Regions from separate parts of the Mus musculus genome. Here region 2 is linked to region 1. The links are chromatin loops, found by intact Hi-C in ENCODE. Cell type or tissue: gastrocnemius. All regions are shown on one strand. Links, peaks and the distances in the headings refer to the core of each region. The heading gives the core; the rest is flanking DNA.

Region 1 (16,069 bases), core at 8,044-16,043:
TGTATGTGTGTGTGTTTGCTGTGAAAATATGCACAAGACTTAGCATGTACCCTTCCATTTTTAATAGACTTAGAATTTGCCCAATTAAAATTGTTCGAAGAGCATTTTGCTAGTATGGAGACTAGGTAAGGTAGGACTCCTAACCATTTTATCCAGATGTGCAAACTCAAGCCAACATAGCTGATGATCCTTTACTAGAGAGTGGAGCCTTGAGTAATGGAATAGAAACCTGACTTATTCAACGCTCCAGCAGTGGAATGCATAGACAGCAACAGTGTATCTAGTCATGGTAAATGTTAGTAGAATAACCTTTGTCATGTGGAGATCAGTAAGGTTAGCTAAATGCAAGTGCCATTTTGAGAGGGTCAGGGACATGAGATTGAAGACAGGAAGCATGAGCCCCTGTTTGGCCTCGACAGAGAATGGGTAAGAATTGTGGATTAGTACCTTTAAGTTTTGACCTGAACAGTACTTACTTGACTCTTCTGTATTCCAGCACTCCTTAGAGAAGGTGGGCATGTTTCAAGTGCCTGCATTGCTCTTCCGGTTAGGGGATCGATAGAGTCCATTACCACTACCCTTTCTTTACCTATTTTATCTGTGGATAGATGATAAATGCCAGATTCCTCTGAGCAGGTTTCAGGTTCCAACTGAGAAAAATCTGTTCTAGAAGGATTTAGGCTGAGAATAGTGAAGAAAACTTCATAATTCTACATAAATAAGCAAATGCGATGTTGGTGTGAGCAGAATCTTGCTAGCTTCTTTTGTAGTCCTTATCCCCCGGCATGGTTCTTTATTAAAAGCATCTTTTAATAGATGATCGTGTATGCGTGTGTGTGTGTGTGTGCGTGTGTGTGTGTGTGTGTGTGTGAGAGAGAGAGAGAGAGAGAGAGAGAGAGAGAGAGACTTTTATATTTGATGTCACTCGAGGTAACTGTCTTTTCAGGAACTCAATTCTCTAAAATCAAAAAGCTCTCAAAATGACAGGGCTGGGAGTGTTTTCTAACACACTTTGCATGTATGTTCATATTACATTTGAAAAGTGCAAAATTCTTTGGCACCCTGGATATTTCCTAAATCCTTTTTGCTCCAGATCTGATAAAAGCTGACAGGTTTATAACAACACTACAGCAGTTTGATACTTTCCTACAGAACTTATTTTAGCCTTTTCACTTTCTGGTCATTGTTCCTTTTTAGAGCACCAGCAGGACTGTATGAAGACATTTCTATACAATGGATACATATGTCTCTGCCTCTAAAATGCCTGCTCCTATCCCTACATTCTGATTTTTCTGTTCTGGATTGGGTAGATGAATCCAATCATGCTCCAATCAGTGATAGCCTATCTCTAGTTTGTCTCTTTGGTTTTGTGAAATAGGCTGGTCTGGAATTTACAGCATCACCCAAGCTAGAATGGAAATCCTCTTGCTTTTGCCTCTCAGTTGTCACAGCTACCACCATTGGTCACTACGATTAATCTAACCCTCCCTACCCCCAAGATTCACTTATCTCTCTGTGTCTGTGTTTATGTGTACATTTGTGGAGACCAGAAAAGAGAGTCAGATATCCCCTTTTGTCACTTTCTGCCTGTTTTATTGAAGCAGGATTTCTCCCTGAACCTGGGGCTTAGATTTTTCTGGGATAAGCTGGAAGCAAGCAAGCCCCAGAAATCTTTCTGTCTCTGACTTCCTTGGAGCTGGGGTTATACGCATATGCAGGATGGCCTGCTTATGTGTATGCTAGAACCTGAAGCCTGGCACTCATGCTTACACAGCAAGTGTGCTTAACTATTGAACTGTCTCTTCAGTCTTCCAACCTCTCTTTCTTTAAAATAAGATTTTCCCTGGAGCTGGAGATGTGGCTCAAAAGTTAAGAGCATTTGCAGTTCTTGCAGACAACCCAAGTTTGATCCCCAGCACTGACTTGGAGTCCTACAACCATCTGTAATTCCAGCTCCAGAAGATAAAACACCTTCTTCTGATTTCCTCACGCACCAGACACACACTTGATGCAGAATCTGATGCGGACAAATACACATGTAAAATATAAATAAATAAACCTAAGAATCAGATTGCTTTTGAAAAGAAAAATTTCCCCAAACAAACCTGGTTGTAAAGGTTACTGGGGAGGCTGAGGTCCTTGTCCCATGGATGTCCCACTCCTTTGCAGCATTTCCTCTTGGCCAGAGCAGAAGACTTAACAGAAGAAAGCGTTTGAATTTGTCTACTTGCCAGGGTGGTAAAGGAAACCACAAGCACAGAATGAAAGAAAGGAGCAGCCTATACCCCTCTCTTTCAAAGTCAGGGGCAGCATGCACAGTGGAAGCAGAGATCTGGGTTCAGGACCAACATTTTCTGTTGTCTATTCTGAGTCAGCATTCACACAGTCTTTCCCGTGTGCTGTTTATTGAGTGTTCATTCATATTTGTCAAGACTGTGCCAGACACAGCAGTTACAACAAATCCAACCGTCACGGCTCCTGCCATTTTGGTGCTTCTACTGAGACTGGAGACTGAGTGAGGATACTTAGTTTCTGTAGCGGTGAGAATTGTTGACTGTGGGATACATTTGAAGCTAATACTGATAAAATTAATAACAGTTCATACATGGGATGTGATGCCATAGCTGTGTCAAGACACAGCTGGGAGTTTGTTCAAACAATGTGGTGAACACTGGCGTCTGAGACGGTGACTGCTGTTAAGGAGAGAAGTGGTGTTGGTGTGAACGCTAAGCTGAGATGTTGAAAAGGTAGTTGGATGTTTGAGATCAGAGTGTTGAGAGAAGTAGTTTTTGCATCATCAAGCTGGATATGATGGCTTTGGTTTTCAGTGAAGACAGAGAGAAGGTGAAGGTGCAAGTCTGAGCCTTAGGCCAACAGTGTCTGGGACTGGGAAGAGAGGAGGCTCCCACTTGAACACTTGACTGAACTGGAGACACCAGAACCTGACTTTTCTCCCCTTCAAATTATAACAGTTGTTTCTTGCTAAATTATATCCACAAACATAGGAAGGCTGTGTGTAGAAATGATTTTTCCACTTGAAATTTCTCCTGAATCTGTTTTGTGATATTGTGTGAGAGTTGTAGGTTTGATAACTAGCAGACGTTTTCAGTATGGACTTTGTTCAACACCGAGGAATGTGGATGGGGACTGGGAAGGTTGAGAACTGTAACAGTGTCATACTATACAGTGCTGTGTGTTTCCAATGGGATGGTGTTTCAGTGTGAGTAAATACAATGCAGAAGGATCTGTGACCTTTGTCACTGTGAGCAAGATTGTTGTATTCAAGAAAATGTATATGAAGATAAATATATTTGCAAGATATATGTGTATTAGTTATGGATTGCATAGAGTTGGTAGCATGTTTTTATGAATAGATACATGCTAAGGCTCCCAAATCCCTAAATGCTGTTAGAACTTGCCATTTCCCCACTCAGCTCTTCCCCTCTCTGCCATCCTCTGGCTCTGGAAACCAGGCAGGGTTTCCTGAAAAGTGGGCTCTGTTCTGGGAAGACGCTGTGGCTCACTGCCAGTGTGTCATATAACTCAGCCAATCCCATGGTGAAAAGACAAGACATGTAGAGAGATTGGGGTAGAGACAGGAAAATCAAGTAGGCCAAAGGAGAAAACTAAAATCTATGCTAATGGAAGCTGAGATCATTTGGGAGGGGCTCCTGGAAGGTCCTCATTCCCTGGGCACTTAGTGTCTCTTTCCTTGTGCTTCTGCCTTTATGCCCCCCCTGCTCTCAGCATAACTTCAAAGATTTGTCCTAAGGAGTTGGACTACTGAGTAACAGATAAATGTCACCTTCCCTAGGCATTTAATTCTAGAACATTTACGAGAAGTAACAATACAAAAACTTCCATTTTGCCTGCTTTTGAAGTCTGCTCTGATAGTATTGAAGTATTAGATTTGAACTCCTGCCTCTGTCTGTATCATTTTAGGATGTGTTATGTGAACAAGTACAGGTTAGGGGGGAGGAAAGAGATGATGGATGTCATCTCTGAAATCTGTGCTTTGTCATGTACCCAGGAGATAAGACCCTCTCTGATGAACTTTAGGAATTTAAATGCAAGAGGGTACAGAGACCATCTGATAGACTCTTTCAACTACCCATTCCATCAAAGAAGAGGTCCCTAGCATTGTGGTACATACCTGTGGTCCTAGCACTCAGGAAGCTGAGGCTGAGGCAGGAGGGTTGAAAATTTGAGGCCAGTTTATGTTAAAGAATGATACTCTTGTGTCATTTCCCCATCTTTAGAAAAGAGGGCTCTTGAGAAAGAATTTGGCAGAAGTTGAATACTCACATCCATGTGATGTCAAATGCTTGTGACTCTTGCTGTTAAGAATTATTTAACTCTGTTTAACTCATTAGTTTTTTTTAATATTTTTTATTACATATTTTCCTCAATTACATTTCCAATGCTATCCCAAAAGTCCCCCATACCCTCCCTTCCCTACCCACCCATTCCCATTTTTTTGGCCCTGGCGTTCCCCTGTACTGGGGCATATACAGTTTGTGTGTCCAATGGGCCTCTCTTTCCAGTGATGGCCGACTAGGCCATCTTTTGATACATATGCAGCTAGAGTCAAGAGCTCCGGGGTACTGGTTAGTTCATAATGTTGTTCCACCTATAGGGTTGCAGATCCCTTTAGCTCCTTGGGTGCTTTCTCTAGCTCCTCCATTAGTTTTTATTTATTTATATTTATTTATTTTACTATTGATTCTCTCCCTCCTCTCTTTCTGTCTCTCTGTCTCTGTCTGTCTCTCTGTCTCTCTGTCTCTCTGTCTCTCTGTCTCTCTGTCTCTCTGTCTCTCTCTCTCTCTCTCTCTGCACTGTGCCCTAGGACAAACACCACTGCATTGAATTGTGAAGAGTTCCAGCAAATGTGGCTTGGGATGATTCTTTGGTTAAGTCATTTCATGTAAATTAAGCTTGATATTTTACTTTTTTATGGTCTGTGTCCTCATTTGTAATATGAGTAGGTAGAATGAATTAGTCACTAATGTCACCAATAGCTATGACATTTTCTGCCTCTGATTTACTAATTACACCAACCTTTAAAAAGTGTTTCCATATGAAAGGCTTTATTTTTCTTACTCCTTTTTTATCTAGTTTAGTGCCTGCCATGTAAAATCATTTCAGTAAATGTTGAACAAATACATACCTCAAGGGTTCAGGACATGGGACCAGTGAACTGTGTTTGCAGGTGGTAAAGTAAAAGTGATCTTGTCTGTGCTCTCAAGGAGCTTTCCTGGGAAACCGGGATGCTCCATGAAGAAAGCACAGATGAGATTTTGAACCGTGATCATCTATGGGATAGTTCTGGGCAAGATCTTTGCTCCAAGTCAGGTGTGCAGATTAGAACAAAAGTGGTTGCCCTAAATAACTTTTACAAGAAGTGTCAGTTAGGGTCACCATACAGTCCTCTTTTTCCTACCAATGGCTTTATAATACAGCCAACATGGAGAAACAAGATAATGTTTTTAGTTTATAGACAAAAGAGGCTTGGAGACTTAGGGTTTGTGTCCAAGTTGACATAACCTGTGAATGAAAAGCCACAATTAGGCTGCACTTCTGTGATTCTAAACCATGAGACTTTCTGGCCCCCATCATGCCTTACTCCTTTCTTCATCCATTCATGCGAAAAGCTGGCCTGAAACTCATGATGCACTTACTTCAGCCTCCTAGGATGGGGTTACAGGCATGAGTCACTATACCTAGACAACTTTTTTCTTTTGTTTTGTTATGGTATATCATATTAAGGTGAACCCAGGGGATGCATCATGTCTACTCAAAGAACTGGTCTTTCTGGAATAGGTTTCCATATCAGTGGGGGACCATATTCCTCTAGTGTTTTTGTGTGTACCAAAATGAGCATAAAATTATCAATCTAAACACTGTATGTTGTACATGATGTGTGTAAGTCATTGGCATTAAGCCATGTAATCCTTCTAGACTTACTTCATCATAAAATGGTCAACCTTTATTCCCCATTGTCCAAATCCTATGGGTGCCCCAAAACTTAGCTCTGAATTTGACTACTCTAAATAATTAATTTAAAGAGTTTAAATAAGTCTAATATTAGACTTATTTCTCTTAGACTCCCATGATTTTGTACCATATTACCTGAATTTTATTATTTTGCAGCATGTCATACTGTGTATCCACCCATCTCCTGGTTATCTGCTGACAGACATTTACCGTTTCTGCCTCTTCAGAGCCTGGCCTCTTAGTGAAATCCTGTCTCAAGATAGAAACTTGTTTAAGGGGAGGGAGGGCTGATGATGTAGCTCAGTGGTAGAGTACTTGTCTAGTACTTCTGAGGCCCTATGCTCAGTACTCAATAATGCTATATATAATGCATCTGGCTGCATTTATTGATTTTTGCATTTGTCTGTGGACACAAACAGTTGAGCTGATGTTGCTCTTTGGTATTCTCTTAGAGAAATGCTCAGAAGTAGACGTGCCTTTATTGGAATTTATTTTGGTGGCATCATGGAAGTTCTGATTTTATTTAGGGGCCTGGGTTTGTAGCACACACTTGCCAATCTGTCCACAGCTGGATTATGTGGAACACTGCTTCAGTGAGGTTTCAGAAGTCATCATACCTGGCTGGGCACTCATCAGAGACCCTGATAGGTGATGAAACCTGTTACATACTCCTGGAACAGAACGACAGGGTCGGAATGGCAGCTAGAGCCCCATTAGTTGCAACTTCACTCTCCCCAGTTCTGCTCAAGTGAAATTGGTCAGATCCCAAGGTGAAGACCTGAGAAGGTCTGAGAGGGATTCTGAGCCAACAAAGGCAGATACAATTTCACTCAACATAAGTTTTGTACACACAGCCATATTCAGAGATCTGAAAAGATTGCATGTCTGTTTGTTATCAGAGCATTGAATTCTGGGTAGGAAGGTTAGGTCTGGGTGAGCCGCACTACTGAGTAGTAGATGTCCTGTCCTCTGACTTCTGACTCTGTGTTAGGAGAATGTGTGGTAAAAGTAATTCACTTACTCCTAGGAGCAGCCTCCCGAGCATGCATATCTGGGCTGCAGGATCAGTGGAGGTTGAGTCACCAGCTGTGGAATGCTGTCTTAGACTGTCTGTCAGTGAAGCCCCAACCCTGCCCTTCAGTCAGGACCAAAGCTGTGGGAAAGTTCTGACTCATTCACATTTACACTTGACTCACAGAAAACCTCTAGCGTCTCATTTTATTTTATCCAACCAAATGTTTTGTGTGTGCCTGCATGCGTGCGTGCGTGCGTGCGTGCGTGCGTGCATGTGCACATTGTGAGTGAAATATACAAATGATATTTGAGGTTATTTGCTGAGCTCACTTTTGTTGTCTCTGGATATTTACTCCAGAGCTGGTGCCAGGGTTGGGTGGGGGTTGTGGGGTAGGGGAGCTCTCAGCATGGTAGTGCAACGGATGTGCATCTGTTAGTGAAGTGATGCTTGGAAGGACGCATGCCATTTTCATCAGTCTTCAAGAATCCTGTGCATGTACTTTCCCTGCTACCTTCTGAGTCCCTGCCCTCACACAGCACGTGTATGCATACAGGATTTGCTTGTGCTGAAGGGGGTTGCATGTTCTCAGGAGATGGATCTGTAGGAAAAAGGCCAATTCCTTAGTGGGCACTTGGGCTCCTCTGGAACCTGGGCCAGACTTCTCCCTTAGTTTTGTCTGATCTCTGTATACTTCTGTTCAGCCTCAGTCAGGGTTTTATGCTTTGCCATTCTGTCTTCTTGTTCTCTTCCTAGTTTTCTTGTTTAGAGTATTTCCCATAATCAGCTTGTATTCTCACATTTCTTGTGTCTTCCCATCCCTAAAGGCTCCATTCATGTTCTATCCACTTCCTTTGCAGTGGTCAGAGCATTGCATTCTTTCCATGGGCCAGGTATTTTGCCAGACATATCTGTCTGCCATATATATCTGTTATCTGTCTATCACTTACCTATCTATCATCTGTATTTATCTTCTACAGAATTAAAAAATAAACTAAACACTTAGGATTATCCTTATTGCAAGAGAAAATTCATTTGCAGAAAATTAAAAGCTGCTTGAACCAAGGTGTTAAGGTTCTTCTTGTCCTGACCAAATTCCCCATGTTGGTTCCCCTCAGAATTTTTGGGTTTGACTGTTAGCACCTTCTGTGCTCACTGACAGCATTCTCTTTGGTCTTGGTCAGGTGTGTTGTACATTTGGCAATCAGTCACTGTGCCTCATTAGGAGGTGTGGCTTTGATGACTATTTTACTGTGTTCTGTTCTTCCCACTAAGCTGCATGCAGACTTTACCTGATGACTCTGCGTTTGTGTTATTTAAAGAGGTGCAGGAGTCAGTGAGGTATTTCTCTAGCTATATTAACCCAGTTAGGCATTTATACCCTACCATAATGTTTTCTTCAAACCATCCATCCTCGTCCTCTTTTTATACTTTGATTCCATAGAAAATACAGACCAGACACACTGTGGCTGGGGTTTGTATCATTTTCCTGCCTTGTCCTTCACCCTCAACCAAAAAGCAGAAAAAGTAAATGGAATAGCCAGTCAATTGAAGGGTTATCTGTTAGATAGACCAAGGTTTTTGACCAGAGTGATAGATGTAGGCATGCTGTAGACCTATGTGGAACCTCACCACAAGATCTCAAAGTGTCTCATTAAGTTAATTTTACCTCAGGACAGATGCCTCTGGGTACCTTTTCTAGTTAAGAAATAATTAATGACTTCTAATTATACCACTTGCCACCCAGAACTCACAACTCACCCATAGTTCCTGTTGACAGCCACACACTAGACTGCTCTCCCTTTTCCAGTGGAAAGATGGTTGAAGTATGGTCAAATTTTTGACCAGATGCAAGGTAAATAACATAGAGTTTGAGCTTGTCAAGTTCTGTCAAGACTCACTGGGAAGTGTGACCATATGTGGAAATACACCACAGGTAAGGATAGGGGCAATTGGCAGAACTTCAAATGGGTCTCCAGCCTTGAGATGTAGTTTCTAGCGCTCTGGGGAACCATGGTTGACCCTAGAAGGTAACTATCTAGGAGGGGACACTAGTGAAGACGGAGTTCTCTTGTGTTCAGGCCCTACCCAGAAAGTTATGTTGCAGTGTCTTTAGCTTCCTAGTGTGGGTGAAGAACAATTAGGTGAGCTCCAGAGGAAGTGTGGCTTGCTGTTTTATACTCAGCTGGGCAGATGCACATATTAAATAAAGATGGGAATAGGGAAAAATTTACTCTTTGTAATTTTGTTGAGTATTTTATACTAGTGATTTTCAAACTGTAGATCCTTGTTCCTTAGTGGAATGTGAAATCTATTTTCAGTCTTCAGCATTTTAAAAGAATATTAGATGGAAGAAAATAGGGTAGCATTGAAACTAGTGAATGGCACCCAGTGAGGGTTAGACTCTTTTTCCTTTTTGCATTTTTGGATTGCAGTCTCACTGCAGATATAAAGAGTGAACTTGCAGCTGTGCTGAAGGAAATGGGTATGGAGTAGGGAAGAGAAGGGTGGTCTCAGCTCTACCGGCTGCTGCAGTAGGCTGGAGCCTTGAGGTGCTCTGTATGGCACCAGTGCCATCTGCTCAGAGCTGTGACTGCAGTTAGTTTAAGACCTGTGTGTGTGTGTGTGTGTGTGTGTGTGTGTGTGTGTGTGTGTGTGTGTGTGGTGGATGTGTTTGCTTTGACTGGGTGGAACCCTGGGTTTGATCTCCAGCCTGGAAGAAGAAAGAAGTGTAACCATAAATATTGATCATAATTTCTTGACTGAGAAATGCTGGGGTCCCTGGAGGGAAATTTTTTTCTTCCATTTTCTCTGACTTTCTTATTTAAATCTTATTTTGAGGCAGCAGCCAACTTATGTTAGATCGCAGTAGATGTGCTGGGGACTTTCCCAGCTCCTCATCTGTCTGAATTGCTTGCGGGGTCTCCTAGGTGGTCTTCCACAAGGCTGCAGGGCTGAGGTAGTCTTCCCTTCTGGGTACTGAGTGTTCAGGGAACCATGCAGGAAGCAGAGTGCCCAGCTGGTGGTGTTGATGAGCCATGGTTGTGGTGCCAGCAGTGGGGGCCGTCCCCTCACTCTCATTCTCCCCCTACCTACTAAGAAGTGACAGGTTTGTACCTGAGAATGCCAAGTGGTCAAAGTGTGGTTTCCTTCAGGCAAAGCCAAGGGCTTTGACGGCAAGCAAGGTTCTGTGACCTTGTTTTCATGACATTGTTGAAATAACATTAGTAAAAATTTGTCAACTTGTGGCACAATATACTTTCCCATATTTGCTTTGCCCTCTCCCCTGTGTATGGACTTGCACATTTGTTTGCACATGTACATGTGTGTGTAGTCCAGAGGCCAACTTCAGGCATCATTTTCCCTAGGCTGTGCAGTGAGCACCATGGGTTCCTCTCTGCCCTTCTCCTGTGCTTGCCTGGAAGCTGGGCACTACCGTGCTGTTCCATGGGTGCTGGAAATCTGAACGGAGCTCCTCGCGCTTATGCAGAAGATACTTCCATTGGTAGGGAGCCCTAGAGCCCATCCAGTACTTTTTCACCTTGCAGAACTTGAGTCTTGAGATCCTAGAAGGTTTGCTCAAAACTAGGCAAGACCTGGCCATTTGTCTCTCCGGGACAGGCTGGCGCAGAGTTTTTTGCAGCCTTCCCTGTTTTTCCGTAATATCCACTCCTTCCAGTTTTTTCCTATGTGCTCCTTCCCCATCTTCCTGGTCCAGGCTGATGCCATGCTGGGCGTCCTTTCTTTTCTTCCCGCTCTTTTCCAGAACAGTTGTACACCTATCTCCCCTTCTCAGTTTTGATGTTTCCAGGCTGGGAGCTGCTCCTCTCCCAGGTGACATCCAAGCCCAAGCCTTACACTGTGCCTTCTTGACGACACACTCCCTACTGCCAGTTCTTGGCATCCTACTAAGTGTTCCTCCAGATAGTGAGGCTCCTGTTTGTTTTAATAGCTGGAAGTAAGCCTCAAGGCTTTGGTGAACATGCTGTGTTCCCTGTTTGTCTTTGGATCTCTTGCAGCCTGCATCTTTTCCAGGAGGAATCCAGCAAGGCATTGGACAAGGAGGTGTGCTACTTACTGGCAGTTGATCCCTGGAATGTCGTAAGCCAGGCCTTTTCATGTGTTGAAGGAACTGTGAATCCTCAATATTGTCAAAGATTTGAAAGCCTCTACTAGGGACAGAATGTGTAAATAAATGCTAGGCTTTATTGTTATGGGACAGATGCTTCAAGTACTTTAGATAAGTGTCTAGGAAGTGCTGAGTGAGACCAGGTATCTGTCCATCGTCTCCCTTCCACCCCTCCCCCAGCACCATTTAGAGACATGGCCTCATTATGTAATCCAGGCTTGGCACTTGCCTTGGAGTTCTGGCTGCCTTCAACCTCATGGTTATTCTGCCCCCTCTTCCTAAGTGCTGGGATGACAGGCTGTGCTGCCAAGCCTGGCCCTGCTTCCCCTTTCTGCTTATCCACTTCTGCCACCATAGTTTTGACCTCGAGGAGAACTGTGGAGATGGCTTCTCTAAATCTTATCATGGCCTCTTTAATAACATTATAGATACATTAATGCTAATTAGTTTAAAAGAGGGAAAGTAAAGCAAAATGGAGCTGCCCAGCATCTTGATGCAGTGTGGCTTTTAGGAAGACACTTACTGACTTTAATTAAACAAAGTACTGTTTGCTCTGTCAGAGACCTCCTCTTTGACTAAAGCAGGTTCTTTGGGAACAAGGCAGAGCCGACCCATTGACTTGGCATTGATCATTTGCTCATCCCTAGAAGTTTATTGTAAATGAAGCAGCATTTACTGTTGTGTGGTATTCCTGGAATCGCTGCTATAGTTAGAAGTAAGTGATTCTGTGTGACAGGAATGGCATAGAGAAAAGCTATAATTCTGACTCGTTGACAGGGAAAAATGCAAGTTTTGTATTTATATTATGTCATTCTCTTGGCTAGAATCCAGCAGCTTTACGGTTTCTTGCTGAGCTCTCAGCAGAATGTTACCCATCTCGAAACGAAGTGCTGGGGTCTCGGGAGAGACAGAGAAAGTCTTTCTGTAATGCTGTGGGTAGGAGGCACTGGTCGTGCAACTGGAAGACAGCAGATGGTTTTCCTGGCCTGTGTGTGTGAAGACCTTAAGAAAGTTCCATGTCCAGGCAAGGTAGGCCTGTGTTGAGGAAGCAGAACACTGCTATTCCTCTAGGGTGGCTGCCATGCTGGAGGGGTGGGCTGGAGCATAGTCAGGGTGGGGCAGTTAATGACTTTGCAGCTCCCGTTTGTTTGCTACAGGGCCTTGCTGTACAGAACAGGTTAACCTCAAACTTACTTTGTAGCCTATGCTAGTCTGGAATTTGTGAGCCTCCAAGCCTCCTGGGTGCTAGATTATAGGCCTGTGCCAGCACACCCAGCTTGATGGGTTCTTTTTGACAGTACCTTTAGAAGACTTGCAATGACATCAGTGTCCGAGGTGGATGCTAGATTGAAAACTACTAAACAGCCAGAGAAGACAGGGTGGTGGCGACTGAAGGAAAGGGCAAGGTCCTTGAGTCCGGAGCTGCACATTAGGACTGCTGTCCCTCATACTGATTAGCCCAACATAGCTCAGACTTCCTACAGATTGAAGTTCCAGTGGTTTACTCTGTCATAATTTGTGAAGTCACTTTGTGCATATTGGGGCTCCTCCTTGACCAGAACTGTATCCATAACCATAATCAGATGAACAGAAATTATGGTCAAAATCAAAGGTTTCCTGAGAGTTGAATTCTGTTTTGTGATATTTAGCTCCTGCCGGTCCTGTGAAATAAATCCTATTTTTATCTCTTCACTTGTACTGTGAATATTGAGGATGTTAAGTAACTTGCCAGGGAAGCCAGATTCAAGTCATTCAGGTCACTAGAACTCCAGCCTTTGTACTTAACCTTCAGCAGACTATTCCTCAGTGTGGGACCAGGATTCTGTTTATTCTGCGTTCTTCCCAGCAGGCTCCCAGCCTGGAGTATTCGAAATTATATATATGTATTTTTTCATTTTCTCTGAATTTGTCAACATTGTATTGCTATTTTCTGCTTTAGAAAGGTTTTTGATTCCTTAAAATAACTCACTGTAGGTTAGATCTTATCTTTTTGAAAGTCAGTATTTACAACAGACTGGACTCTAACTCAAAGAGGCATCTGCCTCCCAAGTGCTGGGGTTAAAAGGCATCTACCATGGCACCTGGAAAGATAGTCTCTGCAGTGGAAATCACCTAGGACATGCAGTGTTTTGTTTAGATTTTTATCCTTGATTTAGTTATGACTCAGTCTTTTTGCTAGACAAAGCTGGCATTGGCCTTTGGCTCGGGTACACTTGATGATAGCGTTCTGGAGCATTAGAACTGTCTAGTTCACTTTCTGTTTTGCCTTCCATCTAAAATTCAGTAGTCTCTGTATCCCTTATACAAATATTAAAACTTCAGGAGCTATGTGGATTGTCATATAGAAGGTGCTGGAACTTTGCCTGTTTGGAAGTGGTTTTGAGTTGGCTGTGTTTAGACTCACAAAACTGTTTTGTTTGTTTTACTTGTCCATCAGTCAGAAACTATCAGAGATACTGCCACATACATAAGACGGTGATAAAGAATCGAGAAGTCTGTAGAATGTCTCTGATTTCTGTCCTGCATAAACCAACAAAGTAACTCTCTACCACTGAATGACGGCTATTTTTCTTTTACATCTTTGCTTGTATAATAGGCAGACAAGCTCACTGCTTTTCACCTAGACACTATGGGTTGCTCATCTTTATTGGTTCCATTTTCTAAGCTTGACAATTATTTGAAGTTCTCAGTAAAGTGTGTCTTTTAAATGACATTCTATGATTACTGCTGGCCCGTGTTTTTGGCACAGCAGATGTTCTCTTGTAGTGAGAAACTTGACTTGGTTTTTGAAGCCAATGAATGATTTTACTCCTTTTCTGCTTTCTCTACAAGTGACCAGGTAAATCAGAGTCTGGCTTATTTTTGAAATGTTTCTTGGATGAAGCCATTGTACAAATGTAACACCAAAATGACTTGTCATCATGAATAGGGGCAGCCATCCTTTCTTGAAAGTAGATCCATAGTGCTATGCTTGAGTTGCTTAGTGTAGGTCTGAGCATGCTTTTTAAATGCTGTGTGACTTATTTTTTATTATTAGAATGTCAGTTCTCTAAGAGTTCATTGTATTAATTCAGCATGCAAAATGCCAGAGTAAAATTGTGTACTGTCTAAGAATCCTGTAGCTAACCTTGTTTCTCAGAGTTCAGATTGTCTTACAAATCTGAGCTACAGCACTGGAGGTCAGCTTGAAGATGAGATACACTAGTATTGCTGTTTCAGATGGTGCTTTCTGGATAGTGCTGTTTGCAGCAGATATTGAAGAATGGTAAACACGTTTGCCATGGTTATAGGTTGTCATGGCATCCTGGTTGTAGGAGCAGATTAGTAAGTACTAAAAGTGTCTATGCAGTAGCCCCCATAGAAGGAACCTTGGCCTGGTGGGACCAGTAAAATCTCTTCTGCTCTAAAGGGCTCTAAGTCTATGAGCCTTTCCTGGTTTAGAACAAGTTTCTTTGTGTTTGAAAGCAGAGTTCCGTGCCTGGTAAAGGCATGCAGCTGTGCCCTTAGCAAGTTTTGCTCATGCCCAGTGTGAAAAGGAATAATGTAGGCTTCCCCAGACGAGCGTTCTCACTGCCAGCCTTTGCACACGCTGATGCTTCTGCTCAGACTGCCTTCACCTGCTGGTGCTTTCAACTTTCCTCTCTCACTCTCTTCCCAACCATCACATTTCAGTTCTGTATTCCTGCTTCCCTGAGCCCCAGGCTGTATCACACTGTGTATGCTGTCTGTCTGTCTGTCTGTCTGTCCGTCTGTCTGTCTGTCTCTGTCTTGTTCTACTGTTCTGCAGGTGATAAGCTCCACATGGGCAGGGACCAACTTGCTCTTTTCCTAGTTAGTTCATTTTACGATATGGAAAGCCATGCAAAGTGGATGGAAGACTTCTAACTGTGGCTTTTGAAGCCCTGGTTCTGCACAAAGCACAGACTTATCATTTAGTGATTTTCCAGTGTCACATGAAACAGTGTATCTACTAGTAGTCTTCAAGCACTTGTCCTGTATTGTCATTTTTTTTAAAGGTAAAGGAAAACTGACTTGTTATTTCAGTATTTTTGAAGGTACTTGTATCCTAGTTGCCAAACAGAAGTTGTCATATCAAAATTTACACACAAAATTTCCTGCTTGGCCTATTGGTTATTACTTTTTAAAAACTTATTTTATGTTTTGTGGCTAGAATATTTTGCTTGAGTATATGTTTAAGCATCATGTGTTTACCTTCAGATCCCCAGGAACTAGAGTTGTGGATGGTTATGTGACACATGTGGATGCTGCTGTGCACTGTGCAGGTCCTCTGCAAGAACAAATGTTCTTAAGTGCTGAACCATCTCTCTAGCTCCCACCATCAATAATTTTTACTAAAGCCTCAGCCAATGCAGGAAGGATTCTTCTACTATCTCTAGCCTATCAGCAAATGAGTGGGAGGAACACAACAGGTCCTGTGGTACTCTCTTGCTTTTGGGTTTTTGTTCATGTTGTTTCCCGTGGTGATGATGTAAGATGATGGAGACTGCTGCTAACCACTTTCATCTCTTGCTTCCTTGCTCATCCCTGCCTTGTGCTGGCCAGAGCTGTACTTTTCTACAAGCAGATTCTGATAAAAATGTTCTAACTAATAAATAGAAGCCAACTTTGAGTCCATCCACTGACAGCTGCTGTTGGAAAGACCCTTTGTAGGGATGAGCTCCTTTGGTGTCTGCACTGGCACTCCTGGCATCGGGAGAGAGGCGTAGATGGCTGCTCAGAGGACAGGGCACTCTACACCTGGAAGCAAAAGTGCTGCCTTCCTTTCTTGACTCTGCCTTCCCAGTGTCTCTCTTAGTCATTGCCTGCCCCTTTCTTCTAAATGCACTTTCCTACACGTATGGGCTCTGCTGTTTCCTTAGTGAAAATACCTTCTTATTTTTAAATCTAATAACCTCTGATTTGATTTATTTTTG
Region 2 (16,069 bases), core at 5,125-13,124, 95 kb before region 1:
TCTTCAAACGGATTTGCTACTTTCAGTCCCTAGGGACATCCCCAGGATGGCACCAACGGGAGTTTATGCCCTAAATATTTCTGGACCTAACTGGTTATAGTGCAGTTATGTCAACAAGCAACGGCAGAGAGTCAAGGATGGAGCTGTTGGCGCACTGTACTGTTGGGCAGCTCACAGGAGGGAGTCAGAATTGTCAGTTCAGGTCTCTCCGTGGGTTCTGACTGGCAGATCCCTCAGTTTTCCGTGTGGCTTTAGACTTGGCCGTGGTGGGGTGTGTGTGTTTATGTGTGTGTGTGTGTGTGTGTGTGTGTACTCCCATAAGTGTGTGGGTCTATGTTCCCATGCATGCACATAGAAAGGCCAGAGCAGGATGTTCAGTGTCTTCCTCTCTCAATTCTCTTCTTACTTTAAGAATGGGTCTCTCGCTGAGCTGGATCTCACAGCTTAGGCTGTCAAGTGAGCTCTTACGAGCCTCTCTGTCCCTAACTCCTCATCCTGGGGTTATAAGCTCCTGAAGCCATGTCCAGCTTTCACCTGAGTGCTGGAATTTGAACACGGGTCCTGCTGGCTTGGGAGCAAGTGCTCTTACCCACTGAGCTGTCTCTGCAGCTTCCTGTACTTTGAAACCTTTAATGTAAAATTGCTTTAAGAATATTTGAAATTCTTTCCCTTCCTCGGGCATTCAGGTGACTAGACTGAGTTCTCTGTTCTCCTGGCTCGATAGACAGAGTCCTTTGAAGTCCCCCAAGTGCTGTCTGTGGTTTGATGCTCGCCACTGTTGTTCAGCGCTGCATTTGAGGCAGTTTAAGGGGTTTTATTTTTCCCTTTTGGCCAGGATATGGTGGTCTGCCTCAGCTGCCTCAGGCCTACCACCTCTCAGCAGTTTTGTGGACCACTTGGAGTCACATGCTGCCTCTCACCCCCACATTGCTGGGATCACTTCAGCCTGGTTTTCTCCATTGATTCATCTTCTGTGTCTGTTAAAGAAAAATGCAGGGCCCTCCTATCGTCCCTGGAGCTCCCTAGCTGGGCCCTTTTCTTGAGTGTACTGTTGTTCTCTTTTCTTTCCTCACATGGGTCCGCCCCAGGTGCTGCAGACTAACCTTAACAGTTTCTTTTGTAATTCCTTTCCCCTAACCCCCTCTTGACCGGAGCCTTCTGCACAACCTTCCCTGCCTTGGGAGTTAGTCCTGGAATCAAGAATCCTTCTCTTTGCTTCACTTTCCTAACTCCATCATCAGAACAGGAAGCGATCCAGCTGGGACATCAGGGCAATGACTTCCATCAAAGGTTAAAGGTCAGAAGAGCCTCACACTGTGAAAGAGATTTAGGGATTCCAGCAGAAGTCCTGTTTTCAATAAAACAGACCAATTTCTCTCTCTCTCTTCCTCTCTCTCTCTCTTCCTCTCTCTCTCTTCCTCTCTCTCTCTCTCTCTCTCTCTCTCTCACACACACACACACACAGAGAGAGAGAGAGAGAGAGAGAACATGAAGGTGCACACAGAGTCCAGAAGAAGGCACCATGTCCCCTGGAGCTGGGGTTGTAAGTCACAGAGCTGGATGACTCTGCTCAGGGTATTGGATGTCACAGTCCTGAAGAGTGCTGGTGGCTGTCATATGGAAGTTTCTCGAAAACTGGAGACTCAACCTCCAAGCTAGCTCACAGGTCCTTAGCAGGAACCCTTGGGACCTCTCCAGGTGTTTGCTGGAGGCCTCGTCTCTCCACATAAACCTTTCCTCATGACTTGACATCTGCTCTCCTTGAGAACGTCAGAGGAAGACAAGGAGATGAGGCAGAGGGAGACAGAGACAGGGAAGATAGAGTGTGCTATCTCTCAGTGGTTCTCAGCCTGTGGGTCACAACCCTTTTAAGGAATACATAGCAGATATCCTCTGTTTAGATCAGATATTTGCATTACTGTTCATAATAGTAGTAATACAGTTGTGAAGTAGCAACAAAATAATTTTATGGTTGGGGGGGTCACCACAACATGAAAAGCTGTATTCAAGGGTGGCAGCCTTAGGGAGGTTGAAGACCATGGATCTGAGCCATTGTGACTGTCACATCCTACTTTTTAAACTTGCACACTGCCTCCTTCATTGTACTTTCTCTATTAGAAGTGAGTCATCAGCTGAAGAGAGGGCTCAGGAGTTAAGAGCACTGGCTGCTCTTCCAGAGAACCTGAGTTCAATTCCCAGCAACCACATGGCAGCTCACAACCATCTGTAACACCGGTTCCAGGCAACCTGAGATCCTCACACATACATACACGCAGGCAAAACAGATGTATATAAAATAAAAATATTTTTAAAAATCACCAAATTCAGTGAACACTCCAAGATAGGAGAATTTAACTATGTCAAAAACAAAACAAAACAAAAAAACCCCAAACCATGTGAAGACACTTTAAATCACTACATAGCACTTAAAATTAACCACTTATTACTGGAGGTATAATGAGAATAAACTAGAGACTCATTGCCTGGTTGAACTCAAAAGTCTGGTGGATATGTGGACTTGAAAACAAGATCTCCAAGTCCTCTGAGATCTCCAAGCCCTCTGAGAGATGAGTAACAACTTTCTCATAGACTACACAAGGGACAGCCATGACCTGGGGGTGAGTGAAGAACAGAATGCTTTTGTACCGGTATAGTTTAGTACAAGTGATTGGAGCAGAGACGGGGGAACTGGGCATTATGGCACACATCTGTCATTCCAGCACTTAGGAGGTCGAGGCAGGAAGATAGGGCATTCAAGGCCATCTTCACTGACACCAAGTTCAAGGCCAACCTAGGTTACAAAAAAAAAAAAAAAAAAAAAAAAAAAAAAAACCACTGACTTTAAAAACAAACAAACAAACAAACAAACAAAACAAAAAAAACAAAAAGCAGATCCCTGGAGCCAGGATCTGAACTCTGCCACTTAGCTGTAGGGTGATGTTAACATCCTCTCTGGGCCTCGGTTCCCTGGTCAGTGAGATTCAAGAACTATAGCACCCAGTGTCTGGGGCCTTGTATGTGTTGAAGGAATTAGTAAACGTGGCTCTTCATCCAGTGCCCGAAGCCCAGCAGGTGTTAGCTGTTGAACGTAAACTTCCCCAGCAGAGTGGCACGGCGTGCTATTCTAACCTGAGGCTCAGCATATGTTTCCAGTCTAACTGGAGATGTATCTGTATCTGTAATGCAATGTTAAACGATGTACTTTGTTTTCATTTTCCCTTTAAAGGGTGTGAACGTGTAAAATGCAGCATCACTTGAGCCCCCCCCCCGCCCCGCCCGCCCCTTTCCACTAATGCCACTTCCTTCCCCAGAGGAAACCACTTTAACAGCTTCCTGAATGTCCTCTCAGACATGAATTCTACTTTTGTTTAGTTTATTCTGTACGGATGGATGGCTTGCCCACATGTGTGCATGCACACCATGTGCCCAGTGCCCACAGAAGTCAGAATTCCCCAGATCTGCAGACACAGACAACTGTGAGCTGCTGTGTGAGTGCTGGGAATCCAACCTCTGGAACCACTGAGCCACCTCTTCACAACTGAACCAGCTCTTCAGACCCACATTTCTATTTTAAAGCATGGTGACCCAAGGCTGGAAAACTGAGGCAGGAGGATGACAAGCAAGCACTCTAATAACTGAACCAACACCTTGGGTTGAATCTCATAGTACTTGTATATGAGTCTGTTTCTAGTCCAATGCTTCCACTCAGCATTGCTAGAAGAGGCAGAGGCTTTTCTGTGGCTTTGCCCAGCTTCTCTTCTTGATGAGAGAAGATGTACGTTCTCCTTAACATTCTCCGCTATCCTGGGTTTACAGGACTAGTTGTCACCAAACTGGGGTTGCCATAATCATAAGCACAGCCTCTCCCTGGAAACTTAGAGACGGGACTAGAGCAAGGCTCAGCATCTCACCAAGTAGCCATCCCTGGGATGACTCGGCGACTGATCCATCGGGGGTCCAGAAATATGAATGACAATGCTCTTTAATGGAGACCCTCTGAGCTGGCAGAAATACAGAGGGGAGACAAGAGGCAGAGTGCCCAGTACCACGCTGAGCTGCGTTCTTCCTAGGACCAAGCCTCACTCCTATCTTGGGTCCTTCCTGATGCCAGACTTGCTCACAGTGATTTTCTCTATTTTCATTCACCACAGTGGATCCCATTGTATCTTCCCTTAAGGCTGTCCTCCACAGGCTTATGAAAGTTTCCAGGATCAGCTAGCTCCCAGCAAGCATAGCAGCAAGCATAGCTATTAAGTCTACTCACTTGGAACTTCGGCCACCCATTTTTGTTCCTTTGTTTCAAAATAATGGTTCTCTAACGTTACTAGGCAAAGAAGAAATGTCCATTTAAAAAATAATGTCCAATATTTTTTCTTTTCAGAAACTTTAATCATTTTTGGATGGCTCTCTTTAGGGGCAGAGACAAAATATTACTTAGTGGATTAAATTGGGTGCACTATACTTTAGTCATTTCTGATCAATTTACATTACAAAGATCGAACTCTTTGTGCATAAAGTATAATTGGGTGAGTGCACGGTTTTAGCTAATATAACGAGTGTCTGTGGGGAGTGGAAGAGGCCTTGAATGAGGGCATGCGGTCAACCTGGTGAGAACCATGTCAGCTTTCCCCTGGGCTGAAGCTCAAACGGTGGCAAAGCCTTCTGGTGTGGATGTGATTGTTGACAGTATGTTTAAGTTCAAGGGCTTATAAACAGTTGGCCAACGTGAAGTGGAAACTTATGGGTTCTTTGGAAAGTTGGTTGGATGGTGTTTTGTTGGGGCAAATATGTGAAGGAACGATTAGCTGAAGGGGATACAGGTGAAAGACTAAGGCAGAAGCGTGGAGGGACGTTTTGCCGAAGCAGACACAGGAAAGAGGATGTTTTGCTAAAGCAAGCACGTGAAAGGACATCTGATGAGGAACTCTTTGTTAACAACACATATATATTGGTCTGCCTTATGTTGTGTACTTAAGCTGCATTTATTGAGACTCCAAAGAGAAAAACACACTGAAAAACTTCTAATGCAGCTTGTTGTGCAAACGTTCTAGACTGCAGAGATGGGAAAGCCAAGTTCATGATTCAGGGAACCACTTGAAGTGCTTAGTGGACTGATAATCAGTTACCAAATAGGAGTTTATTTTACCAAATAACATTCGATCTATGTCACGTGCAACAGGATAGTTTTGTTGTTGTATCAAAGTTTGGGAAGATATAAGATCTCTCTTGCTAGAAAAAAAATATCTACTACTCACTTTTTATGATGGTGTGGTCATAAAGGTTGGTGAAATAGACTTAATTATGGAATATCTTAACATGAATGCGGCTGCTGCCCATTGGAGAGAGTTCACCAATCGTATTTATTGGTAAATTTACACAATAATTGTAATTTGCTTGGTTTGGTTAAGAAAGAAACCTCCAGCTTCTAAGAGCAAAACTTCCAGAGGAAGTTATTATTTGTTTATTTTTAGCCAACTGTGACTTTAACAAAATTAATCATACTGGGGCTGGTAAAATGGCTCAGTGAGTAAAGGTGCTTTGTTGCCAAGTTTGACTTCAAGGACCGACATGGTAGAAGGAGAGAACCGGCACTGACAAGTTGTTCTCCAACACCGCCCCCCAAAAGAAATAAATATAATTAAGTTTTTCATAGAAGAATATATAAGGCATAAATATATATATATTAAAGAGTTAAAATGAACATGAGCATCGTCTAGCCTCTTCCTAAAGCATCCTCCAAGTCACAACAAGTCATTTCAGAGACCTCAACTGGTCCCCTCCGTCCCCCAGCAAGGTAACTGGAGGGTTCTAGGAGGCCTGAGCATGGCAAACACAGCTCTGGCAGGTTTTGCCCTCCCCCATCCCTGCCCTTTGTCCCTCTGGGGCAAATACCTCTCCTCTGTGCTGAAACTTAGTTTTGGTATGTCCTGTGCAAACTCTGGTCCCTTGCTGAGTTACTGAAGGTGGTGGGGGATTCCAACACCTTTTAGTGATCAATGTCCCAAAGCTTAGAATAATCACTCCTTCATAGGATAACCATCACCTGTCCGTATCCCACTGCCAAAAAATGGTTTTGCCCATTTTGGACTTTATTATAAAACCAACTCATAACATTTCTTCCCGGTATGAACTAACACATAACATTTCTTCCGACTCGCATCTTCCAGCACTGTTTTTTTTTTTTTTTCATGGACACTAATGCATGCAGATGTTAGCCCATTACTTTCATGTTCTGTAACCTCCCCTCTTGGGAAGACACATTTCATATTCTACTCTAGGCAGATACTTGGATTGCTTTCAATTCTTTTTATTATTATGGACAATGGTGCTATAGAAATTAGTCTGTATGCTTTTCCTTTCCTCTCCCTCCTCTCCCTTCTCCTCTTCTCATTTTTGCTGGTACTGGATATTTAACCCAAGGCCTTGTGCATGCTAGGCAACAACTCCATGCTGCAACCTCAAGCTGTGTTTCAGTGTGCTTGCACAAAGTCACATGCTCACTAGCAGTGTGCAAGAGTTTCTATTGTCACACAACACTCCTCCTCACTTGGAATTGTCTGTTAGGTGTGCAGAAATGTCCTGGGGAGGTTGCACTTTGGATTTCCATCCTTGCTTACAAATTTGACGATCTCTTCATAGGTTTGATGATAATTTGAGTTTCTTCTTCCCCAAAGAAACTGTGTTAGTCTTCTATCCATCTCCTTTAATGACAAGCACCACGTGAAATTTCCTGATGAATACATGTCTGAGCTTTAGTGTATTCCTGTTCCTAATTCTTCATCGTTTATACTCATTTAAGAACATGAAAATATTTAAAGTTATACTACTCCAGCACTACTTGCTGACAGGCCCTTCCTTAAATAAAGATTCTTCAGGCCTTATTTACACGTGTCTGAATCTAGGTCTAGTCTCTTCAGAGTCACTGATTCAGTTTTATATCTTGTACCGACAAATAGTATCTAATTATTACTTTATAAATTTTATGTTATTTTACTATTTATTTTTGGATGGGGTCTTGCTATGTATACCCCACGCTGACCTGGAACTTGCTATGTAGCCCAGGCTGATAAACTCAAAATCCGCCTGCCTCTGCTTGCCCAGTGCTGGAATAATAGGCGTGCGCCACCTTGATCAACTTTATAAATTATTTTCATATTTACTTATTTATTTATGTATGTGGGGAGTGTGCCTAGGTGCATTCAGATATCAGCAAGGATGACAGATCCCTGGGAGCTCCAGTTAAGGCAGTTGTGAGATGCCATCACATAATTCCTTCACAGCCAAGAGTTTTCGTTTGGGTTACATTATCACAACTGAGTTATAACCATCATTGTAGAAAGTTTTTTACAACCCATAAAAGAATCACTTCATTCATGATTCCCACTTTTGAAAAATGATTTATTTTATGATATGACAACCCTGTCACTCTCTTCAGACACCCCAGAAGAGGGCATTGGGTCCCATTACAGAGGGTTGTGAGCCCCTATGTGGATGCTAGGAATTGAAAACATGACCTCTGGACGAACAGTCAGTGCTCTTAACTGCTAAGCCATCTCTCCAGCCCATGATTACCACTTTTAATTTGGGTTCCTTTGATCCTCACATCTATTTGTTTGGCATCTGGTGCCCAAATTAAACATTTGTTATACATGGTCACCCTAGAAATGCCAAAGACAACACGCGAGCCTGTAAGTCTGTCCTTGTCCCGTATATTTTCAGACTGAATATTCTGAAAGATGAGCAGCAAATCTATTCCAAGCCTAAATGATCCAGTCCAGCATAGAGCAATTCACTTGACAATTCACTTCCGAAACCAGCTGGCACATCGGCAGAACACTGAACAGTTTAATCATCAAAGTAATGTTATTGGGAACTTGGCATTTTAGATCTGATCTTGGAGAAACGTTCGTGGTCCCTCTCTTTTTCATTAGGTATTTTGTGCGATATTTCGAGTGCTCTCAACTGGTGAAAATAACTGAAATGAGTAGCTGATACCTTCCCGGGACACTGCCAAATTTAGCCCTTTTAGGGGCTAGACTTATTGCTTCCTTTTGTAATGTGGAGTCAGGAGTTGCAGTGATTGCTAAGGAAGGCGCACTATTTTCTTAAAAGGAAACCATCCCCCACCTCGTCCTTACAACTACAACCCAGACATTGCCTGCAGTCTACATTAGCTAGGTGACTTCAGGCACACCATTTAATTTCTAGGTTTCCTGTCTCTAAGATAATGGCGTGGACTACTGACACAGTCTTCTGTATGCTGCCTCCACGCTTCCTGGGTCCACCGTCGGTGTCAGGGCGGATTCCTGAAGATCTGCAATACAGCTTCCCCCTCCTTCCTCTATGGCACATGCCTGTTTCTCCCCCACCCCCAAAACGTGCTGCTTGAAGGTATACCACGGAGAAGGGCCAAGTCAGCTGTAGCCACCCGGCGCCAGCCTGGAGCTGGTGGCTGCTGCGTGAACTTGCCCTTCTTTGACAAGTGCATTCTAGACGTTAAAGTGCGGCCCAGTCACCCGAAGAAATACGGCTTGGAGTGCGCCTGAGGTCGGGGCGGGGACGCCGCGGTTCTTTGCTAGGCTTGGAAACCTGGGAACCATTTCAGGCTGGGTGCGAGTCACGGGGCGATTGCACGGCAGGGATTGTGCAATGGGGCCGCGGCGGGGGACCCCGCAGGAAGTGGGGGAGGCGGCCACCGCGCTAACTCTTTACATCTAGCTTCCCAGCGGCTTCAGCGGGGTGCAGCCGAACCGGGGACCTTCTGCGGAGGGGATCAAAAGGTCCGCCTCCCCGCCGCCAAAGCTGGCCTGGCCCAGGACCCAGGGCTGCCCAGCGCCCGGTGCAGGCTCGCTGACATACGCCCGCGGGTTCCTGGGCGCTCCTCCGGCCGTAGATCCTGAGACATGCATACTGTTATTAGCCTCTCTTCGAAGTCCGGGGACAGGCTAGATATGGGACGGGTGGCTGAGATGCAAGTGTATAGGGCGTTGGCCCAGACCCGAAACTAAGTTCTGTTTCCGGTGGCTGTGTGTGTGCTTTTGGGGCCCTTAGGGTGGTATCATGGTATTTGTTGGAAGAGCTGGATAGCATTCCACAGATCTGGTCACTATTTTCAGTAAGATTTGGGGAAACAGAGGCACCAATTGAACTAGTTGCCAGTTATCCCAGCAGTAGGCTGAGGAGGGAGGATTGCAGCGAGATAGACACAGGCCAGCCTGGGGTGCACAGTGAAACTGAGAGACAGAGGAGAAAGGAGAGCGGAGAGAGATGGGGAAAGGAGAGAAGTGGGAGTTGAAATTACGAGTTTGCCCATCTAGGGGCTTACTTCGCCCTCCTTTTGGCAGAGCTCTCAGAAACATCTGGGCCTGGGTTTCCTGATAGTGACACCCGGCGGAGACCTGAAGTAGCCTCGATCGACGCTGGCTCTTGCAGGCGGAAGATCGAATTCAGTCCACAGAAAATTCAACGTAAGCCCGGTGTCATCTCACTAAACGACAGCTACAGCCGTCTCTTGGTCCCATTCTAGGGCTATTCTGGTCAGTTCGCGGGTCCACGCGCCACTGCCTTCCCTCGCGGCAGCTTCCGAGCAGCTCGGAGGCTGGAGCGTGACTTCTCAGCGGCAGGGCGGCGGTGGCGTGGGCGGGCATCTCCGGGAAAGCGAGCAGAGGAAGTGGAGTCAACGCGCAGGCCGCTTGCCAGCGCGGGCCTCGGGGACACAGCGTGGGGCTGCGGAGCTCCGAGCTGGCCTGTCTGCGCCTCCTGCAAACTCCAGGAACTGCTACAGCCCAGAGCAGCTGGTTCCAGCTGTGCAAAGTCCAGTAAATTGAGCTGAGCACAGCACGCTCCCTCTGAGGCGCCCTCCTGTAGCAGTTTCAGGGTGCACACGGAACTTTGGAGAAACATTTATCAGGAAAGCAAAATAGGCTAATGGGAGGATTTCTTTGTTTTAATCATAAAACCTTGAAAATTATCCCAGCTGTTTGGATAATCTTTTTTTAATCATAAAATGACTAGTCTTTAAAAAGTCAGGTAATTTTTTTCAAAACCTGAATGAAAAAAAAAATTGAAATGGCAGCACTCAGACCCACTAACAGCATGATTAATAACCGTACTACATGAACTCACAAGAACCAAAACATTTACTAACATTTTCTTGTTTAAATATTACTTTAAAAAATATGTTCCATGCATATGTTAATGATTACTATGCATTTTGCATTTACTTAACCAATGCCCCATCGAAGAACGTAAGGTTGTATATTGAATGATGATGTTTAAATAGGACTTTGGTGTTCAGCCTTGCAGCTCGATCTTAGAAGGCATTCTCAACTATTTACATAGATAAATTTCCTACAGGGTGTATTAATTGAGGGTTGATAAGCATTGCCCTCCCCCCAGGCCTGTCCTGCTTTATTGCTTTTTGCTCCTATTTCCACCAGTTTGCCCAGATTTTCCATACCGTATACTCACTAAGTATCTCTAAGTATCACACAACAAATATTCCAGGAGACAAAGTGCACCACAGCAGAGAAATCAATAAACGTTGTTGTCAGTGGTCTCACTAATGTTAAAGCCCTGTGCCGCCAGGTCCTGAGATTAAGAAAAGACTTGTTTCCAGATCGGCAGGTTTCAGGGAACAATACAGAAGAATGAGGAGGGCACAGTGGGCATTCTGGTGAAGAAACACAGTGCCCTAGGTGCCTGGTATGTGTTCATTGACTTGGGGAATGGCGTGTTGTCTTATGTAACTTCTTGTACTGAGAATAAACTAGGAAAGAGGGCAGGGACTCAAGAAAAAGATAGAGTTTGTTATGCTGAAGAAGAAAGGAGGGAGAGAAAGGAGGAGGAGAGAAAGAAAGAAAGAAAGAAAGAAGAGAAGGGAAGGGAAGAAGAGAAGCGAAAGAGAAAAGAAAAGAAAGGAAAAGAAAAGATAAGTTTGGGCTGCAAGTGTAGCTGAATGTTAGAGCTTTGTGTATGGGGTCTTGGGTTCAATCCCAGCCCCAGAATAAAATTTACATTTTATTCACATAGCAACTAAAAAGAGTAATTCAAAGATGATAGTGAAGCTGGATTTCATCACTTATCTTTGACTTCAGTGGACCCCATAACGTCCTTGCAGAGAGGAGAGGGAAATTTTAAAAGGACATTTCCCAGGAGTTTTGAGAACTACAGAGAATCAATCGATTTCACTGGCACCAGCCACCACGCCCATAACACTTAGACAGTATACAGTGTATATCACATTTGTAAATGTCTTTCCCCCTACCTTTAAAAACTTATTTAATTATTTGAGAGGTAGAGGCAAACGAAGTCTCAGAGTTCGAGGCCAGCCTGGTCTACTGAGTGAGTTCTAGGACAGCCAGGGCTACACAGAGGAAACCATGTCTTGAAAAACAAACTAACAAATGAATTGTTTTGTGTTTGAGATTTCGGGTGCTCTTGGAGTCTAGAAGTCTTAGATCCCCTCTAGAGCCATCCAGTGAACGTACCGGGAGTCAAACTTGGGTCACTGGAAGGGCAGTGCACACTGTTAACGGCTGAACCATTTCCAGCCTCTATTCATTTTTTTTAAGTTTTAAAAATGAAATCTTATATATTTATTTATTTACTTGTATGTATGTGTTTTGTGTGTGTATGTTTGTTTGTTTGTGTGTTTGTATGTGTTTTGTGTGTGTATGTATGTTTGTCCATGTGTTTGTATGTGTGTGCATGTGAGCATGTATGAGACCATGACTCTATGCATGGGAAAGTTAAAGGACAACTTAAGGGAGCCAGTTCTCTCCTATTATTTGAGTTCCGGGGATGGAGTTCAGATCATCAGCCTTGGTTGCAAGCACTTTTACCCAGGGAGCCATCTTTCTGGCTGGTACATACTTTTTTTTTTTTTTAATAAATGAAAGATAGCATGTTATATTTTCTAATGTGTAAGACTCCTCAAATGCAACCAATTGTTCTATAACACACACACACACACAAAGGGAACTCATCTGGCTGCTGCAATCATGTATATTATCCTTTTATCCTTTTCATGTGTCTTCTCATCACTAATGGATTGCCTTCCTCTTTAGCAAAGAAATAAGCACAGAGAACACTAGGTTTTAAAATATGTAACTGTCTCTCACTTGGGAAAGCTTCATTGATGTAGACTGTCAATATTCTCTTAAACCACGTTTGCAGTTCCACTTACAGCCCATCGATAGTGTCTGCTTGTTTGAAGGGGTGATAGGGGAGCCAACAACACTAAATAAGATAGATTACAGATCACATTCACCTCTCCCTCTCAGCGAGCCTGGCAGACATAGCTCCCTTATCGCAAATGGGAGTTTGGAGCACAGACCTCTTGCCTCTTCTCAGTTTACCAATCCATCACTCCCAATCTCTGCAGCAGGTTGCAAATGGTATTTAGCTTTATCTGTAATTGCTTAGATGGTTTGAATAGATGATCTTGTCAGAAATGGCTAGCACCCACAGGTTTGGTTTCTCCTATTCTACCCCTCCTGCACCAAAAGAGTGAAGTGTCTATCAACAGCCTAGAATAGAGAGGGTCCTAGCAGAGCGGTAGTTGCTTCTGTAGAGTCAAGGCTGAAGCAGGCACACGCGTCTTGTTTGTTTAGCACTTGGGAATCAGGGAGCACTTGCAGTGTGTACACTGTCACCCTTCAATCCCACTGCAATTGTTCCTGAGGGTAGGCAGGGCTGGACTATTAGGCCTATTATTCCAGCATGGAGACTGAGTGCCAGAGCCCCAAGTTTCCTTCCTGACCACGACACAAAGCCCACACATGAACCCAGCACCAGAATGTAAACCAGCACTAGGGTAGTGCTGTAGTCTCCACTGCAGATTGCTTCTGAAGCTCTCAGTTTAACTAGTGTTCTTCTAGGACCCCTTATGTGCAATCCATCAGGCTCAGAGTGTGGCCAGAGTCTTCGATGTTGCCACCGTTCTTGAAGGAACTGGACTTCATTTGGGGAAAGTTAGTGTATCGATACTGTGGCTACAGCGTGACCTACATTTTCATGTATTTTAGGAATGGAAAGAAGAGAGCGAGGGCTGTGTGTCTGGGATATTTTCACGGTGACACTCATCTATTTTAGATATTTGACCCTTAGCAGATGTATGATTTCTCCCATTTTCTATGTTTTAAGCTTTATTAATAATGTTGTTTGAAGAACAAAAGTTTTTAATTTTCTGAGGTTCAGTTTTTTATTCTGTGCTCTGGTGTCACATGCACGAATGCATTGTCAAGAGTCTGAAAAGGGGCTCGTGAGACAAAGCCCTTGCCACACAAGCGTGCGGACCTGCTTCCAAACTCACAAAGCTTACAGAAAAAGCCTGGCATGGTTCTGACCACTCTTATAACCCCTGCCCGTGATTGGTTTCCAGGACGATCGCTGGGACTTGCCAGCCATCGGCCTAGCTGAACAATAATAGCTGCAGGCGCAGTGAGAGACCGGGCCTCAAAGGAATAAGGCAGACAGTTAGTAGATCAGGCACCCAATAGCCTCTTCTGGGCGCTGCACATGGGCCTGTATCCACACTCTCACCTATGCTTATACTGAACACACAAACACAGATATGAGAAGACATAGGAGCTAAAAACAACGAACAAGAATGGAGTGTGTTACCAAGCTATGTTTTCCAAGATTTACTCTATATTTATTTATTTATTTATTTATTTATTACTATTTTAAAACACCTTTGTCTTTGGGGAAATCTAAAAAGCTATGCATATGGCCAGGGCAAGGTACTAGGTAAGAAAAGTCCTGGAAAAATTAAAACCCAAAGTTTTTCTCACAGGCTGATTACTAAGTCCAATGTAAGTCTGGCCAAGTGTTAAAGAGAGCCCCCAAACAGACTAGCCTGCAAAGATAGAGAGGTGAGAATCTTGTGGTGGTTTTGTTTGTTTGTTTGTTTGTCTGATTATTTCTCCTAACGGATTTAACATTTAGAATGTTGATTCATTTTGAATTAATTTTTGCGTATGGGATGAGGGGGAGGTCTAACCTCATTTTTAAAAGTAACAGTTAACATTTTTCTTGAATTACACCTGTTTATTTATTGGGGGTGGGGACGCATGTGTGGAAAGCAGAAGGCAGCCTGCTGAAGCCAGTTCTTCCCTTCCACCATGTGGGTTCTGAAGGTTCGATTCAGGTCATCGGACTGGGAAGCAAGTATCTCCCAGTTTTAGTCTTTGCTTGTGAAATTTAGTTGTGCCGATAAGATCTGTGGAAGAGATATACGTTCTCCCCGTGACTCTTATAAAAAATGAGTTCTGTTTTGACTCTCAGTTCAATTTCATTGACCTGCACATCCGTCCATCCTTATGCTAGTATTTCACTGTTTGATAAGTCTAATTATGCCAGTATTTCACTGTTTGATAAGTCTAGCTTCAGAGTTAGTTCGAAACCAGGGGTAATAAGTCCTTTAACGTTGTTTCCCCCACACCCACCCCAAGTTTGTTTTGACAATTCCAAACCTCCTTCAATCACATCTGGATTGGAAAATAGACTTTCCCCATTACTGGCAGTTTGATAAGGATTGCTGTGTGTCTTCCAGTCAGTGAATGCACACTGCCTCTGTTTATCCCTAAGCCTTGTTCGCAAGAATGCACAGGTTTTGGTATGTAATATTTCACCTCCTTGGTGAAATACACGTTTTGGTATTTTGTATTTTTTTTATGCCACTGAAATATAGATTTCTTTTTCCTTATTGATCTTTAAGTACTAAGTATACATTTCTTGGATTCTAAGGTATAGAAACAACTGATGTATCTTTGTTCATCTTGAAACCTGCAATATTCCTGAAATACCTGTGAGCACCAGCGGCTCGTGTGTGGATTATTGATTTTAATAACATAAAAATAGTGCTGATTTTTCTTTCCAATTTGGGTGCTTTTTATTATTTCTGTTTCAACAGTTGCTCTGACTAGAACTTTCAATATCGTGTTGATAGCCTTGCTGAAAGTAAGCTTTATTGTCCCTGGCAATTAAATTAATTTAATTAAAATTATAAGTTAGAATGGTTGCAGCGGGGTGCCTAATCCTACATGACTGTTGTCCTCATTAGAACAATCCCGAGAGGGAGTGTGGTGCGGAGACATCCACACACACGAGGAAACACCTGAGGACAGCAACCTGCAAACCATGAGGAATCAGGAAGGCATGGCTCAAAGGGACAAAATAAATGGGCAGAGATTGTCCTCAAAGACATTGGATTTACTTGACAGGAACATGATCTAAGCAATAACCGTTTTTTTTTTTTTTAGTTATTTTAATTACTTATTTTTATTTTTTGTTTTATTATTTTTACTTTTTTGTTTTTTTCCAGACAGGTCTTCTCTTTGTAGCTCCAGCTGTCTAGACCAGGCTGGCCTTGAACTCAGAGATCCTCCCCTGCCTCTGCTTCCTGAGTGCTAGGATTAAAGGCAGATGTCACCAGCACCCCGAAGATTTTATTTTGTTTTGTCATTATGTGCCTGTGGGGGGTGGTATATGTGTGTGTGTGTGTGTGTGTGTGTGTGTGTGTGTGTGTGTGTGTGTGAAGGTACCTGTAGAGGCCAGATGCACTGGATCCCATGGAGCTGGCATTACAGGATGCTGGGAAAGGAACTGGACTGGGGCTGTGCTAGAGTGGTGCTCACTCCCAAACTCTGAGCTCACTCTCCAACCCTGTACAGTACAGCTTCTGCAGAATGTTCTGGAGTTGGGGACCTTTGAGTGGCTGTAGGAGGCGAGTCCAAGGCCTGCCTGAGCTACACTGGACAACCCTGGCTCAAAAGTCACCCATCAGAAAGAAAGGAAAACACACAGAGAGACAGACAGACAGACAGACACAGAGAGAGGGGGAGGGAAGGAGGGAAGGTGGAGAGAGAGAGAGAGAGAGAGGAAAAGGGAGAGGGAGAGGGAGAGGGAGAGGGAGAGGGAGAGGGAGAGGGAGAGGGAATCAAGGGTTTAAAAGAAAACCTGGAAAAAGCCTAAAGGAATCAAGGGAATTATAAAAACTAATAGGATATCTTACCAAGAGTTGAAAATACGAAAAGGCATGGAACAGAACTATTTCTGGGACTAT

Evidence for each region. A loop is a pair of places that touch in the nucleus more often than their neighbours do. Peaks named below come from ENCODE experiments on the same cell type or tissue, not always from the same donor. Only the 100,000 strongest peaks of a DNase experiment are listed, where the experiment ranks them.
Region 2: a loop joins it to region 1, with 2.3 times the contacts of the local background. A loop is called at or near these places in 7 of 42 quality-filtered maps.

What each region holds. Positions count from the first base shown.
Region 1 is chr4:101,193,871-101,209,939 of GRCm38, reverse strand. The region is part of intron 1 of Jak1 (Janus kinase 1); the gene reads left to right. Among named protein-coding and RNA genes, the nearest start is that of Gm24468, 15 kb to the right of the region's middle. In gastrocnemius, for the core only: a CTCF peak has its summit at 11,418; DNase peaks (open chromatin) are centred at 10,038 and 11,382; H3K27ac peaks cover 3,720 bases.
Region 2 is chr4:101,285,796-101,301,864 of GRCm38, reverse strand. It overlaps Gm12796 (a long non-coding RNA gene), which reads left to right and starts at 6,179. Exons shown (of 2, transcript XR_003955080.1): 1 at 6,179-8,780; 2 at 9,345-10,177. In gastrocnemius, for the core only: no CTCF peak of the experiment used is centred there; DNase peaks (open chromatin) are centred at 8,449, 8,708 and 9,674; H3K4me3 peaks cover 2,083 bases; H3K27ac peaks cover 2,481 bases.